2 separate regions of the Mus musculus genome follow, and region 1 is linked to region 2. The links are chromatin loops, found by intact Hi-C in ENCODE. Cell type or tissue: left cerebral cortex. All regions are shown on one strand.

The links. Hi-C counts contacts between places; a loop is a spot of excess contacts. Peaks named below come from ENCODE experiments on the same cell type or tissue, not always from the same donor. Only the 100,000 strongest peaks of a DNase experiment are listed, where the experiment ranks them.
Region 1: it touches region 2 in a loop (2.9-fold over the local background); 5 of 42 quality-filtered maps call a loop at or near these places.

What each region holds. Positions count from the first base shown.
Region 1 is chr16:32,793,849-32,801,848 of GRCm38, forward strand. Muc20 (mucin 20) reads right to left here and starts at 3,587. Exons shown (of 4, transcript NM_146071.2): 1 at 3,469-3,587; 2 at 1-1,081. The coding sequence starts at 3,544. In left cerebral cortex, no CTCF peak of the experiment used is centred here; no DNase peak of the experiment used is centred here.
Region 2 is chr16:32,719,381-32,727,380 of GRCm38, forward strand. It overlaps the pseudogene Gm9556. Among named protein-coding and RNA genes, the nearest start is that of Muc4, 13 kb to the right of the region's middle. In left cerebral cortex, no CTCF peak of the experiment used is centred here; no DNase peak of the experiment used is centred here.

The DNA of each region.
Region 1 (8,000 bases), 74 kb after region 2:
GAGATGGTGATGGTTGTTTCTATTTCTGTGATGCAGTTGCTGAGTTTAATATGAGTGATGTTGAAGGCAACCAACCCCTTGGCTGGAGTTGCACTGTCGGGTCCCAGGACTCGTGAGCTGCTGAGGACCCCAGCTGAACTGTCAGAGGAAGAGCTGCTCTCTGAAGACAGGTACTCCACTTCCGTGGAGGTGTGTGCCAACGTCAGGAGGTCAACTGTGATCTTCCTTGCCTCTTCAGAGCTGTCATCGGTACAAAGGGTGTCAAAGACGGCTTCTATGGAGTCCCACACTGTGCCAGTTTGGACAGTGCTCATCCCAGTTCTGGGGCTGTTGCTTGGTGCCAATGTCTCTGTAGGGATGGTGTGCATAACCGTGAGGTCAGAAGGTATTCTTATTGAAACCGTTCTGGTCTCCGTTACAGTGGAAATGGTTTGGGTCTTTAGGGTCAATTCAATAGGTGAGATGGTCTGGGTATCTAGGGATGATGGTGCAGGGGAAGTGGTCAGAGATGATGGTGCAGGGGAAGTGGTCTGGGTATCCAGGAATGATGGTGCAGGGGATGTAGTTAGAGATGATGGAGTAGGAGAAGTGATCAGAGATGATGGTGCAGGGGAAGTGGTCAGAGATGATGGTTCAGGGGAAGTGGTTTGGGTATCCAGGAATGATGGTGCAGGAGAAGTGGTCTGGGTACTCAGGGATAATGATACAGGAAAAATGGTCTGAGCATCCAGGGACGATGCTATTGGGGAGGTAATCTGAATATTCAGGGTTGACAAATTAGGAGAGGTGGTCTGGGCCTCTAGGGATGATGCTGCAGGAGTGGTAGTATGTGTCTTCCTGGTCTTTGTTACAAAAGAGGTGGTCTGAGTGTCTCTGGAATTGACCTCTGAACTGATACTAGTTGCACTTAAAGCATTAGAAGCAGATTCAGTGCTGAGAGTTTGCGTGTCTAGAGGTACATACTGAATCAGGTTGGTGGTCTGGAAAGCTCTCTCTGAGCTGGGCCTGTCCCTTTGAGTGAAGGTGGACACTTCCATGTTGTTGGTTGTCACCAAAGGAACTGATCTGCTAATGTCGAGACCTGTGTGGGATGAGAACAACCTGGTGAGTGCCAGTGGACTGACATCACAGTTTATGCCCTAGGTGCTATTGGATGGCATGGAGGGTCATCATCTACATAAACCTAGAGGATGAAGGCAGCACAGAGAAGCCAAAGCCTTCACAGCAGCCCCGAAGACATGCTACCCCAACTAGTGCTCTCTGAAGCCCTGACAACTGCCCCCTGCCCCAAAGGATCCCAGCTGACCCCGGGTCTACAGCTCAGCCTCACAGCATATACCGACTAAGGCAGGCAAAGAAGACAGGAATCCACATGAGCCAAGGACTGCAGAGCAGGGATCCAGGGATGATGGTGTAGGAGAAATAGTCTGGGTATCCAGGAATGATGGTGCAGGGGATGTGGTCAGAGATGATAGAGTAGGAGAAGTGATCAGAGATGATGGTAAAGGGGAAGTGGTCAGAGATGATGGTGCAGGGGAAGTGGTTTGGGTATCCAGGAATGATGGTGCAGGGGAAGTGGTCTGGGTACTCAGGGATAAACTTTCTGAAGAAACTTTGTCACTCTCCCATGGGTGGTTTGCTCACCCCCACACACACACACAAAAATTCCCATAGAAGTATGTTCTTCAAAGTCTAGAATGACCTATGGTTTCATCTTTAGAGATAACTGGGAGGACGGGGAGAGGAGCCTCCAGCCTGAGTGGAATATGTCCTAGGAAAGCAAGCAGTCAGGGAACTGGAGCCAGTTCACATGGGTAAAGGAAATGATTAGTGGGCGCACACTCTCTCGCGCGCGCACGCACACACACACACATACACGTCTGCAGGAGCTACTGATTGCCTTCTTCATATGGGCATCTATGCCTAATCCCAAGCTATTTCTTTGAGGCCCCTGGTCCACAGAACCCAGCCCAGATCGGAGGGTGTGGCTGCTTTCCTCTTCCATACCTCCATATTGGGAGTGAGAAAAGTATGGAAATACAGCCTGGTTTGAGTCTTGCCTCTGTTGCTTGTTCTGCTGTATACTAACTCTGTGACACAGGTCAAGTCTCTGTGCTCCACACTGGTACTTTCTCATATGTAAAGTGTGACAGGCAGGGTGGGTGGTCCAATGGTTGGGCACTGCTAGCAGTGCTGGCCCCGGGGTTAAATTCCTCCCTCTAAGCTGCAGTCCCCTTGCTTTTAGGTGGGTGGCAGGTCTTAGAGGTGCGCACCTTTCCTTGACGTTATTGTGAGGATTTAAAAGGCAATGTTGGACCAGCCCGATAGCTCAAGTGGGTAGAGCTGCTTGCTACCAAGCTTGGTGACCAGAAGTTAAGATTCAAACTGTCAGGTGGTCTCCACACACGTGTCAAGCATTTGTGGACTTTCTCTCTCTCTCTCTCTCTCTCTCTCTCTTTCTCTCTCTCTCTCTCTCTGTGTGTGTGTGTGTGTGTGTGTGTATCTGAACTCTGAACTCTGGGTTTGATTGAGAGATCCCAGGTCAAGGAATAAGGTGAGAGAACTTTCAAGGGTGATCCCAAAATCAACCTCCACACACACTGTACACATCTTCACACACAGCCAAACACATGTGAATCCACACATATGTAGAAACATTTCTCTTTCACACACATGCATAGAAAAATGGAAAATGGAAACATTGATAAATAAAGTGTATATAGCAAGTTCCATGCTGTCAGGGCAATGTGTCAAAACAAATAAATAAATACATACATAAATACTTATTTATTTATTTAGAAATTCTGTCAATAAACTTAAAAAATGGAATTTAAAAAAGTGATGCCCGGTGTGACATGTCAGTGTGTGGTCTCCGCTGTAGCAGTCCCCATGCCGTGGGGACGTGAACAGCAGGGGCTGTGTGTGGGAGGGACTGGATAAATCAGAAGTCTCAGTAGAATGCTGTTCAGTTTTACTATAAACCTAAAGTTAGCCTGAAAATTATCTATTTTAAAGTGTGTGTGATAGGTTTGGCACAGTGCCAGTTAGTAACAGATCACGGTTAGCTCCCATCTTTCAGAAAAGTCTGCCTCTCTCAGAATCTCCCCGCCCAAGCAGTTTGTGACAAACTTTTCATTCAAAAGGCAAATTTCAAAGAACAGCTGGGCTAGGTAACGATGTTGGAGGGAGCAGAGCTAAAATGATCACCAGCTGGCATCTCCCAAGCCCCTCCTCCCTCCACCCCACTATCCCATGACTAAAGAGTGACTCCCAGACTCCCTTACAGTGATGGCCACAGGGCCACCATGTGTAAGCTGACCCATCTGCCAGCCAGCACACTCGTCTATTCCTCCGGCCATTAATACAATTAACAAAAATGTCTCCCTTGCCCACAAAGAGCTGTCTTTGCCAGCACTGAAACCCAGAGCTCCACCAGGGAGGATCCCCGGGGGCTGTCCTGTTCCTTACCTGGAGAGCTCACACTGACGCCAACCTTCCAGCAGAAGACAAGGAGGGGCACAGCCAGGCCCCAGACAGAGCCCATCGTGCCTGGCCCTGACCACCGCTGTCTGCCGGACCTGCCTGCTGTCTCTCCTCACCACCCTTTCCTGCTTCCTCAACCCCGGGAGGAGGGGCAGACGACTGCCCAGGTGTGACTGGGTAGGTTCCAGGAGGCAGCCGGGTGACCACAAATGTGCAGGCTGACAGCAGGTTCATGGTCCCACTCCCCACCCTGACTCCCATGCCTTGCCTCTCTGATTTGAAGATATGGCATCAGTTCCATTCTGAAACCCTCCCCTGGCACTGAGAATGGCATGAAAGAGATGGTGTTTACCCCACTCACCCATACCTGGGGTCCCGGCTTCATGGGCAGACCCAAGTTTATCTACTGAGCCTAGATTTTATCAGTTCTAGGGACCAAGGGCAAATAAGAGAACATTTCTTAGCCCCAACTTCTTGATCTGTAAAATGGACACACTGTCTGACTCAGGACACCACCAAAGTTCTTACGCAACGTCTCCTATACATTGCTGGTGCTCAGAGAAAATGCATCTATCTCAGTAGCTCAAGATATAAGTGGGAGCCCTCAGCCTTGACCAGTCCATGTGAATGGTCCTGAGGTCTCAAGGGGACAGTGTCCCAGTGTGGGGGCAGGACTCTAACCTCTAATAGCTTTCTATATTAAAAATCCTGGGATTTTGCAGCGAAGTCCAAGGCAGGACCAGGTCCCCAGTCATGTTTGAGGATTCAGGATGCAGAGGATGGCATGATGCTCTGAGTCCAAGAGCCAGCAGAAGGAGATGACTTGGGGACACTTAGGAGATTAGTTTCCAAGGCAAGGAGTGATGTTATGGGCTGTATTTTCTATATGCCTCCCCCAAAACAAAGAGGACTCTGACCCCTCAAGGACCAAGGCCTAGTGCTCTTAGGGCCATACCCAGTGGCCAGACAAGGTTCCGTGGGCATTTTAAGTGCTTTTGGATGAAAAGCAGCTCTGGGATGGAGAAGACATCTCGGATCTGTGTCACAGAATCACAAAACTGAGAACAGGAAGGAAATGTAAAACTGTATCAAACGCTCTGTCCTTAACTGTGGGCAAAAAGCTGTGTGGTCTTAGACCAGTAGTTTGCCCTCTCTGGACCTCAGTCAGGAAGGCTTCTGAGGGCTTCTTGGCCCAGCAGTCTGAGATTGACTGCTGGCTATCTGACAGTATCATAGAGAACTTTAGTGGGCACTGTGGTGACAGGGCTTTCCCTCCTGGGAGGAGGAGCTGTCATCTTGGGGTGTGTCAGCCTCTTCAGAAGGGGCTCTGGAGTCTCTGTGAAGTAACCTGACACTGGAGTTGAGGGGCGTGGGGAGTAGTGGCAGGAACACAGTCCGCAGGCTGAGCCTTTTCCTTTCCCAGACTCAAACTCAGCTCTCTACTCTAAACAGGTGGGAGGAGGAGGAACCACTGCATTCTGGGAGACCGTGCCATGTAGCCATGTCCCCATGTGAAATCCACCCTTTAAGGAGGTGGAGGGAACATGGCAAGAGGGCAGATCTCTGTCTGGGCAGTCCTCCACACTCTCCTGCTGCACCCATGCAGAGCCAGGGGCTTCCTCATTCCAGGGGCAGCTTACTCTACGGACCAGCATTCTGGTGCCCTTTTCACCCCAACAAGGAATTCCCCACTGCATTTCCTCTTCCAACTGAAATGGCCAACAGCCCTACACACTTGAAAATGAAGACAGACAAACAAACAAACAGAAAAACCCTAAGAAGATCTGGGCCCGTTTCTGTGGAATGAATTTATAGTCTTAGCTGGTTCATATAAAAGACACACAACTCAGGTATTTTATTTACAAACTGTAAGCCTAGATTGGACAGGTTTGGAGTTATACTAACTTATCCCCTAGCTATAAAGTGTCTTGTCACTTACTGTTTCTCCTGACTGCTTAGTGGTCATGGTCCATCTCCTCGTATGGCAAAGTCCTCCACCTCCACCACCATCTTCTTTCTTCTTCTTCCTCTTCCTAGAACCCATGCCCCACCTTTCTCCCTCCACTGCCCAATCACAGGCTCTACCCTCTCGTTGACCAGTTATATTGGGGAGAAGTTTCACATAGCATCACTTGGTATACGTAAGAATCAACCACATCTTGAGAAGCCAGCATTTAACATTCGAATACAAGCAGCATCAGACCAAACCACTACAAGTTTCTTCTTTATCCAGGGTTACTTCCAAGCCTGGCTGATGGCCAGCAGCCCTGAGGGCCATCACAAACTTCACTGGAAAGTTCTTGGACCATTTCTTCACAGCCCAGCTCAGCTCTCACCACGAGTTAGCACAAGGCACAAGTCTCACTACATTAACAAGCACATTAACAAGCAATGTCAGACATTGGTCTCAGCTCTTGAGGTAATACATCACAGAGGAAAACAGACAGGGATGGCCCTCAGGAGCTAAGTCCTGAAGACTGGGTGGGCAGTGAACAAGGGAATAGAAATTTGTAAGTGACCGAGAAAGAAAGAGACATTGAAGAGCTGGGGTATGTGGGTGTATGTGTGCATGGGCGGCATGGCGGTTCAGGTTGCGGTACTGAATAACAAGGGAGGAGATTGTAGGAGCATCTAGAGAGATGTCAGAAGCTTAAAGCAGAAAGGTTTATGTAGTGAGAATTCTGGAAGTTTGGTTTCCTTTTAAACACTCAGAAATGTTTTTGTTTTAATCCCAGGTGTGGGATAAGGGACCGCTTCAGACTGTCCACAGCAGCTGACTATGATTTGCCTCATGCTCTGTCAGGGGCGTGATTTTGCCAGCTGCAGATAATTTCTGCAATTGTGTAACATTTGGAATGCTGGGGACTTTTCAGAGGGTCTATAAATGCTAGGGTCCTGAGGGGCATGGTAGGCTGTTGTTTGCAGTTTGTTAAGTAGTGGTGCACAAAGAAGAAACAAGAAGAAAGTGGGTATCCTGACAGTGAAGATCAAACTTGCCCCGAAGAACTCAGCAGCCCCAATCAGCAAAAAGTCATCTGAGGATAACGTTGGCCCCTTTCTCACCCCTGACTTTATTCAAGGATCTCTTTCATTTCCTCTCTATCCTTCTTTCTCTCTTATTTAGTATTAGGAGGTTAAAAGGGTAGAGAAAAATGGTAGAGAAGGGTAGAAGAAAAAAGAACCCACAAAGCAGCCAAAGATGGCTACAGGTTAGGAATACCAAGGAACAGCCAGGGCTGGAGTCACAGGAGTATAAGAGATGGGAGTGGGGGAGGGGGCAGCAGAATGGCAGGGGAGGGTAACGAGGATTCCGTGGGCATCCGAGGCTTTACTCTATCAAAGTATAAATTACAATAGAGTTGTGTGTCTTCAGTGGCTGTATCTATGCTCGTAGAGTCTGGCTTCATTCTATAAAACAGAACGAGCAACCGTTCTGTGGGCTTAGCTGACAAAGCAGAGTGCAGAACATGGCAAGAGCAAGACAGAGCCTGGGTGGGGTTCACCCCCAGGTGAGGGCATGGGTGGAGTTCACCCCCAGGACAGAGCCTGGGTGGGGCTCACCCCTAGCACAGCAAGAAAAAGTAAAAGCAAAACTAAATAGCGCTAGGTGGCTTCAAGTCTACTCTCCTGGTGAAGTGGGAACAGGAAATAGACAATGAGTTACCGACTGGTTACTATCAGGTCCTTATTTATTTATTTATTTATTTATTTATTTATTTATTTATTTCAAGAGCTAAACAGAAGGGACTTTCCCATTACCTGTTCTCAAAATCCAGCAATTTACTCTCTTCTGACTTCTACGTTCAGATAACTTAGTTTCAAGGACATGAGACTAAAGCAACTGCCCCCATCTGGGGCTTGTCAGCCTAGATCGGGAACCTTGTAGAAGACAATGGTGCCCTCTGATTTTTAACTTGATGAACAAGTGAGCTTGAAGTGTCCCTGCAGAGCTCTGAGGAGGGCGGTAGGCCCTAACTCGGGGTCTAGAAGGCCAGGCAGCAGGAACCCTGGCAGCTCTGTTGAGAACGACATAGAGCCTAGGAGTTAGCATGACAAGGGATGGTGGGGGAGGAAAGGCCTACGAACACTCTCTAATTAGTGATATGTTTTGAAAGTAGACACGGAGATCACTTCAGCTTGACCCACGTGGGGTGTCAGCGTAAAGCCATGGATGGGCACAGGCTCTCAGCCAGAGCATCAGTAAAGATCCTGGAGTCAGCCTCACCTGTTAGGCTCAGAGCTCCTATTCTCTGTCCCCCACAAAACCAACATATATGGTAGCGGTGACTCTGACTTGGGACAAGGCCTAATTGATTTAGCAAAAATGTCCTGGAAATACAAAGTCATCTGTGTGCTAGACAAGGAGCTGAGGCTAGTTGCACTTTTGACTCATTTTGGGTTTCTTATCTCCTTTCACCATCTTGGGTCCAGGAGCTGGGGTCTTGTGTATCACCAGAGGAGGGGACAGGGGACAAACTTTATCTACAGGTGCACGTGTATGTGTGTGCTCGGTATAA
Region 2 (8,000 bases):
ATTGCAATTCTTTGTAAGTTCTGGATCTCGGCCCCTTGGGTTGGTGTAGCTGGGGAAGGCTTTCCCCTCTTCTGAGGGCCCTGTGCTCTGAGGATTGGGTCCTACACTGTGCAGGCAATGTATTGTAACATAGCCCTACCTGTGACGCTTGGGGTTCGTCCCTGCGCTGCTAGTGTGCTGTCCAAAAAGTTCTTGCCCACCCCAGTGTCTTAAAGAGCACTCCCGTATTTCCTTTTAAAAGTTTCAGTGTTTCCGGTTTTAAATTAATATCTTTGATCCGTTTTTGAGTTGACTTTTGTATCAGGTGAAGGCTATCGAGTTTCATCTTCTGCATGTAGAAACCGGTTTTGTCAGCACCATTTGTTGAGCAGTGTATCCCCCCCCCCCCCCACCAAAGAATGCTTTTGCCTCCTGTGTCAAAAATGAAGTGGTCACAGCTGTGTCGTTTTATAGCTAAATCTTCTATTCTATCCCATAAGTTTACCTGTCTGTTAAACCAGTACCGGGGTGTCTTCATGACTGTAGATCTTTATATAGTATGACTTCTTCTTTCTAGAGAAAACAGACTCAAAGGGCTCGCTTGGGCAGCTCAGCAGTGGAACACTTGCTTAGCACGCACAGGCTCTGAGTTCAATCCCCAGCACTGCAAAAAAAAAAAAAAAAAAAGAGGAGGAAGAAGAAGAGAAGGAGGAGGAGGAAGAGAAGGAGGAGAAAGAGGAAGAGGAGGAGAAGAAGAGGAGAAGGAGGAGGAGGAGGAGGAGGAGGAGGAGGAGGAGGAGGAGGAGGAGGAGGAGGAGGAGGAGGAGGAGAAATCTGGCCCAAAAGTTAAGGCAGTAATGAAGACCTGAGCGTAGAGATGCCAAACCTTTTTGCCCCATTGCAGGCCCAAGGAAGGAGTCACTATTTTCAACAACAACAACAAAAAAAGGCTTTCGACCCTGGAAAAGTAGCCTAGGCAACCGTTACCATTATAACCCACATATCTGAGTGTTACTTACAGTGTGGCTGGCTAGTCAAGGGACTAATAATGTGCTAACCAGCGAGTGACCTTCACACTCAGCCAGCATCCCTAGAGGAGGAAGAGCTTAGTGTCTCCACTTTCTAGCAGGAAGCAAGAGAAGGAGGAAGACTTGAGCTGCATAGTCCAGGATGTGTGATTTCCCCTGAGTTCTCAGAGGTGGGTGGGTCTTTGCATGCAAGTAGTTTGCAACACCCTGGGCGAAGAAGACGGTCAGCTGGCTGCTTTGGTCACTGAACCAAAGCAAGAAGTAGTATAAAAAGAGGGAAAGACGCAGAGGCAGTTTGGCTAACTAGCTGATTGATGGACAAGTATATTGATAGGCAGGCTGGCTATGGGGTGGGGGTGGGGGTGGGGATGGGGATGGGGTGCGGGGTGGGTTGGGTTGGCGGACACCTTAGTATTAGTTACTTACGGATTCTCTGGGAGGCCTTGAAAGTTAGGCCATGCAGAGTTTATGAACTTGCACGGTTGGTTCTTCTCACAGTTCCTCCTCACATAGGTGGGTCCCCACCCCTTGCTCTTTAGAATCTCACAGAAACTTCCTCACAGGGTTAGTGTGATGGCAGCAGTCTGAGTCAATCCTTTTGAACATTAGACCAGTCAGTGCAGCTATAGCTCTCAGTTCACAAACTTGTTCCAGCAAGATCGTGTGTGTGCGTGTGTGTGTGTGTGTGTGTGTGTGTGTGTGTGTGTGTGCTATCAGAGCATGAGAAGAGCGCTGTGTGCAGGAGTAGAGAGTTCATCTTTGGAAACCATCACTACATAAGAGAGCAAGAAACTGCATCTAGTTGAACTGATTCCTATAAAAATGTGAAGAGCCACACATCCATCGCATCAGGGGCGGTCCCAACTCCCTTGGGTCACCTCATGTGTCATAAGCCACCTCATTCCGTGTGTGGTATCAGATAGACCTCCTTCCACCCTTCCCACCTCTCCCACACCATAGCCAAAGACCAATTGCATCTCTTCCTGGAGACAAACTGCTCTATTGGTGTAGCAGAAATGTGTTTCATGGCCTTTAACTGTGTAAATACACTACCACTCTTATGAGGTGTATTTATTTATTTGTTTGTTTATTTTGTTTTGTTTTGTTTTTAAGATAGGGTCCTCTATAAGCTCTGACTGTCCTGGAATTTGCTATGTAGATCAGACTAGGCTGGCCTCAAACTCACAGATCCTCCCACTTCTACCTCCCAGGGCTGGGATTGAGAGTGAACACCGTTGTGCCTGGCTAGACATATGTTTTTTTAATGCACCAAAGATGTAGTTTTTCAAGGATGAGAGTTAAGGCAGGGTCTTGCTAGGTAGGCCAGGTTGACCTTAAATTCAAGACCCTCCTACTTCGGCTTCTCAAGTATGGCGACCACACCTAGCCACCAATAAGGTTTTTGAATCCTGTCTACCTAACTCCATTTCCCCCTCTAAGTTCCCAGTGTTTTCCCACGACTTGAACAATGTTCTGATTTTCAGGAATGTATATGTAGTGTCACCACCAGTGTCACCACCAGCACCACTGCATAATTGGAGCCCCGTCACAAACCTTCCAATGTCAAGATGTGACAGAGTACCAGACCAAGCAAGCATGGTACCTTTGTGAGCGGGAGCCATGGGGGGATGGGCTGCCTAAGCTGTGTGGATTCCTGAAGTTAGCTGTAGCCACAGAACTGACAACTTCAGTACTCTCTGTATTAGTGCACCTTTCAGTGTGTGAGTGTGTGTTTGTGTATGTGTGTGTCTGTGTGTGTATTTGAGTGTGTGTGCTTATGTGTGCATCTGAGTGTGTGTGTGCTCATATGTACATGTGTGTGTAGGAGCGTGTGTGTGTGTGTGTGTGTGTGTGTGTGTGTGTGTGTGTGTAGATCAGAGGACAACTTGTGGGAGTCAGTTTTCTTCTACTGCCTGAGTCCTGAGGATTGAAGTCAGTCCACAAGTATTAGCGGTAAGTACCTTTGTGTTGTTAAGCTGTCTTGTTGGCCTGTGTTGTAAGCTACATTGTTACCCTTTGGTTTGACTCTGAAATGTCTCCCAAAAGCTCTCATGCTTTTCGAGCTCATATCTTTTTTTTTTTTTTTTTTTTTTTTTAGGATGTCTTTTGTTTATTTTATTGTTTATCTTCTAATAGCCCACAGAAGTGACTGAAAATATTTGCAGGCTAATTTTAAACAGCATGAAGTAGAGAATATGCACTAAATACTAAAAAAATAAAATAAAACTTTTACCTTACTTATTAAACTAGGAAGAATTTCCCTGAAATGCACCTGTTAAATTAGTCTACAATATATTAATGAACAGGGGACATGTATTTCCTAGTAAATATTTTAAACATGGAGTATACAAGCAAAAAAAAAACCCTCAGGATATGAAATTTTTCAAGTCATAATCCCCTGAACAAACTAATACAAATTTATTTTCCACCTGAATTCAGAAGTGCAAAATCATTAAAAAATAAAAATATTTCTACTGTTCTCAGAAGTCTACAGATAAATCCCACAAATCTTTAAAGGCTTTTCAACAGAACGAGCCCCGGTCCTCTTGGCAAGCTCCTTACGATCTTGGAAGTGGGGCTTGGCATTCTGTGGGCAAGCTGCACTGTTAGCAGAGCTCCAGTCTGAAAATCACCTTCAGGGTGAAGACCCAGCAGCGACCTCTGTCAGCATACACCACTGCCTGCATACCTGCAAGTCTGCACCAAAAGGTCCCTAGGCAGCTGCAACCCTCAGGACACAGATTCAAGACAGGAAGTAGAGGCCAAACACCCCAGTTTACAGATGCTATTCTTCATAAAAATGCCAAGGGCTTTTGTATCAGAAATGGGCAACATGTTAAAAAAAAAAAAAGTCGAGGCAACTGGGTAACGTCAGTGCTGGGGGTTAAGATGAGGGTTCAGGGTGCTCCTGGCACAGGTGAAGACACTTAGCTGCACGTCTGCACATCGAGCCCATATCTTATCTCCTGGCCCTGTTGGCCTCTATTCACGTTCTTCACAAGATGAGACGCCTTCTCTACCACACCCTTTCTCAGGGCTGTTTGGGGCTAGCTGCCTGTGGATTCACCCTTCTGAAATCAGAAGCTCAAATAAACCTTTCTTCCTTCCTTCCGGTTGTTTCTCTCAGGTGCTCCCTACAGTTACTGAACCCATGATTGACATAATTCTACAAACACTCGGCACCCGTCAGTTATTCATGTGTCCCTTTGACAAAGGTTATCCTCTGAGGGATGGTGGCTTGAGGAAAGGGGTTCTGTGATACCTGTGTGAGCCACTCACGAAAGCCAGAGACAGGGAAAGAGCCAACAGCTCATGCTAATGGAGCCTTGGTCTTCCCTGGCTCCTGGATGTTGGGAGACATTTTTTTCTACAACTCAATCACATTTCTGCAAATTTTAAGAACAAATGCATTGACATTTTGTCCTTTTGTTTTGGGATCTTCCAGAATGTTCATACAGCGAGAGCATTGGAAGACAAGGCAGTGTCTCCCTTTGTGCAGGAGGCTGATCTGTTTACTGTCCAACAGCACAGAGATATCGTTTAGCTCTGGGGAAAAGGTTGGACAGGTTTGTTTTATAGCTGTAGATAAGATATTGGTGTTCCTAGCCTGGGTAGCTGGGATGTAAGCTCACTTTGGCTCATAGAACACATCTGGGCCTGCCTCTGTATTGTCTCAGGGCAAGTAGCAGAGGAACCAATGAACCCTGAAGCTGATGTTAGCGGCTGTAACAAATCGCTTTGCCTCTAACCCAGGGTCTGCTGTGAGTGGCTTTGTTCTTGTTATGGTTTTTTGTTTGCTAACATCTGTAAAACTGTGGCAGGCCAGCTTGTTAGTTCACTAGTGGATATAATATCAGACCCTTCATGGTTGTTGGCATCCATCGGTCTGTGTTTTCAGGCCAGTTGTCAGACAGTGAAGTAAATCCAGCTGCAAGTGGGCAAGCCTGGACACCCGGCACCTCTGGGGTTCTCTGTAAAGACTAGGGTGGAATAGGTAAGGAAGTTAAGGGCTGACTGGAGACCAGGCTGGTCTCATAGTGCCACAACTACTCTGTATTGCTTAAACTTCAGTCAAACCCAGAGGCTCTTTGGAGACCAGCCAAGGAGAGTGATGACCACAAAAGGCCATCATTGCAAACTTTCTCTTCCCTGTAAGGAGAAGGAAGACCCAGAGGGAATCCCTGGGGCATCATGAGTGTGTGTGTGTGTGTGTGTGTGTGTGTGTTTGTGTGTAGTGGTAAAGGGGACCTGGCCCAAGCTTCCTGAGGTGGGTGAGAAGGACAGGCCTGGGGTCTAGGGGATTCTGCAAAAAGGTCCCTTCCCTAGATGGTCACATTCACATGGTACAATGTATCTTTCAACTCTCCTATGAACATAAGGATTTGAACTAGTGAGAAAGCAGAGAAGCACCAAGAGTGGATGCCCTCCGGTCAGAAGCCCCTGACCACATCCTAACAAACTTCATGTGTCTGGACAGCAGCTACCATTCTGTGCACAGCCCCTAGGCTCTGCTCCATAGCATCCCCCCTTTTCTGCAGCTGCCCAGTAGAACCTGGGGTTTAGCCAGGTATGTGAAGGCCTTTATCTACATTCAGGGGAACCTAGACCAGTCAGCCCCTGTGCACCTCATATTCCCCAGTATGTCCCATGGACCACCTCACCAAGGGGATTCTGGACTCACTGCCTAGCTTACTCTTCTTAGTACTTCTGAGCCTGAGTTGGGCCCACAGATGTCTGACTCCTAATCCACCCTAGACGGGATTGCCTTTCCAGAGCCTATGAACCTAGTCCCCTCAGTGGTTCAAGATCTGAGCCCCAAGCCCGAATAGAACTTGCGAGCGTGCTTAGCACTTCCCAGCTGGCTGCCCCACTTCCTGCTGGCTTTCCTTACCTTTATGTGTGGGACAGAAACACAGACTTAAGGCCCTGAGGAAGACACATTGCTGCTGTTCTTTAATGCATACAGATGTGTAGAAATGTATAGAACATGAGGGGCTTTTCATCTGACCTCTCATTCTGAATACTCAACAGAAGTTGAGGATTAATATTGGAGGCAGAGTGAGTGGCCTTTACTCTGAGGCCTGAGGTGAACTGTCTTCTCTACAGCCAGAGTTCTCAGAAAGCCAGGCCTTTGCAGGCCAGAAGCCCCGACATTTGACATTCGGCTTCACAGACCCTGAAGGTGTCACCTGGGAGGCGGGAGGGCCCAGTTAACCTAGGGCAGTTGGCTTAATTGCCTCAAGGGAACCTGGGGCTTGAGGTGTCACTGCCCAGACATGTTAAGAAGCATCAGACATTCAGGGCCACCTCAAGCAATAACAGCATCTTTTAAAAGACTGAGACACTGCCCCCCCCTACCCTCAACCCGGTTTTGTTTTGAGTTTGTAGTTTTCTCAGGCTGGCTTCAAACTCACAATGCTCCCACCAGCCTTGGGAATGCTAGAATCATAGGCATTCTATTACAGCCAGCTCTCTTAGAGCCTTTCAAAAGTCACTTTCAGATGAACTGTGACCTGTTGTATGTTCTATATACATATACTGAATGGCTAGTAGAGAGTACATACTATATAGACTCCAATACATAGTTATACAGCAGCTGGCTCTGTGTCATCAAGTTGTATATTAATTACTATAAGACAGGGCTTGAAGCCCATTGGAGCCTGGATTTGCTTTATTGTTTGGTGGCATCTCAAGCTTGAGACTTGCTCGAACTGCTCTGTGAAATGGTCTAGGGTCAGAAGTTTTTTAAAAAGCCTCAAGTAAGGGGCTCAACAGTTAAGAGCACTGGCTGCTCTTGCAGAGGACCTGGATTTGATTCCCAGAACCCATGTGGCTTCATGAAGTGCACATACACACATGTAGGCAAAGAATATTTGTGTGTGTGTGTGTTAACACACATGTAGGCAAAGCATATGTGTGTGTTAAAGAATTTAAACTTTTTAGTTTAAAAAAGTTTTCAAGTTAATTTGGTCACATTCTTTCCCCTCTTCCAATACTTCCTAGATCCCTAACCCCACTAACCCAACTTCATGTTCTCTGTCTCTAATGGCAACAAAAATCATTTTTATCTTTATGAGAAAGATTCTTTTCATGTAACTCTGGCTGGTCTGGAACTCACTACACACACCAGGGTGGTCTAGAATTCACAGAGCTCCACCCACCTCTGCTTCCTGAGCTCTGAGACTAAAGGCTTGAGCTTTAATACCTGATCTCAATCTAAATAAGTGACTCTTTGCTCCTTCCCAGAGACAATCCCATCTCCTGGTGTAGTGCCAGTCATACCCTCAGACATGGATGAGGGCCAGGATGAACAGATTGGGCCATGTTGTACCAGGGCTGTCTTTAACTCTGGCTTAATGGATTCTATTGCCATCTTCATTGACCTCAGCTACATGGTGTACACATTCCAGTGTGACTCTCCTCCTGGCTAGTTCAACAGAATAGCCAGGTCTGAGAAGAGAAAATGTGTCATCATCAGGAAGGTCATCTCCATCTTCCAGGAGAGAGACCTCCAGCATCAAATGAGGTGATGCTGATGCTAAGTGTGCCATGGAGTCTACTGGTGTCTTCACCACCATGGAGAAGGCCAGGGCCCACTTGAAGGGTGGGGCCAAAAGAGCCATCATCTCCACCCCTTCTGCCAATGCCCCTATGTTTGTGATGGGTGTCAACCATGAGACAACTCACTCAAGATTGTCAGCAATACTTCCTGCACCACCAATTGTATAGTCCCTGTGGCCAAGGTCAACCTTGACAACTTTAGCATTGAGGAAAAGACTCATGACTACAGTTCATGCCATCACTGCCATCCAGAAGACTGTGGATGCCCCCTGAGGGAATCTGTGCTATAATGGTTGTGGGGCTTCCCAGAACACCATCCCTGTATCCACGGGTGATGCCAAGGCTGTGGGTAAGGTCATCCCAGAGCTTCCCAGGAAGCCCACTGGCATGGCTTCCCATGTTCCTAGCTGTGGATCTGACTTGCTGCCTGGA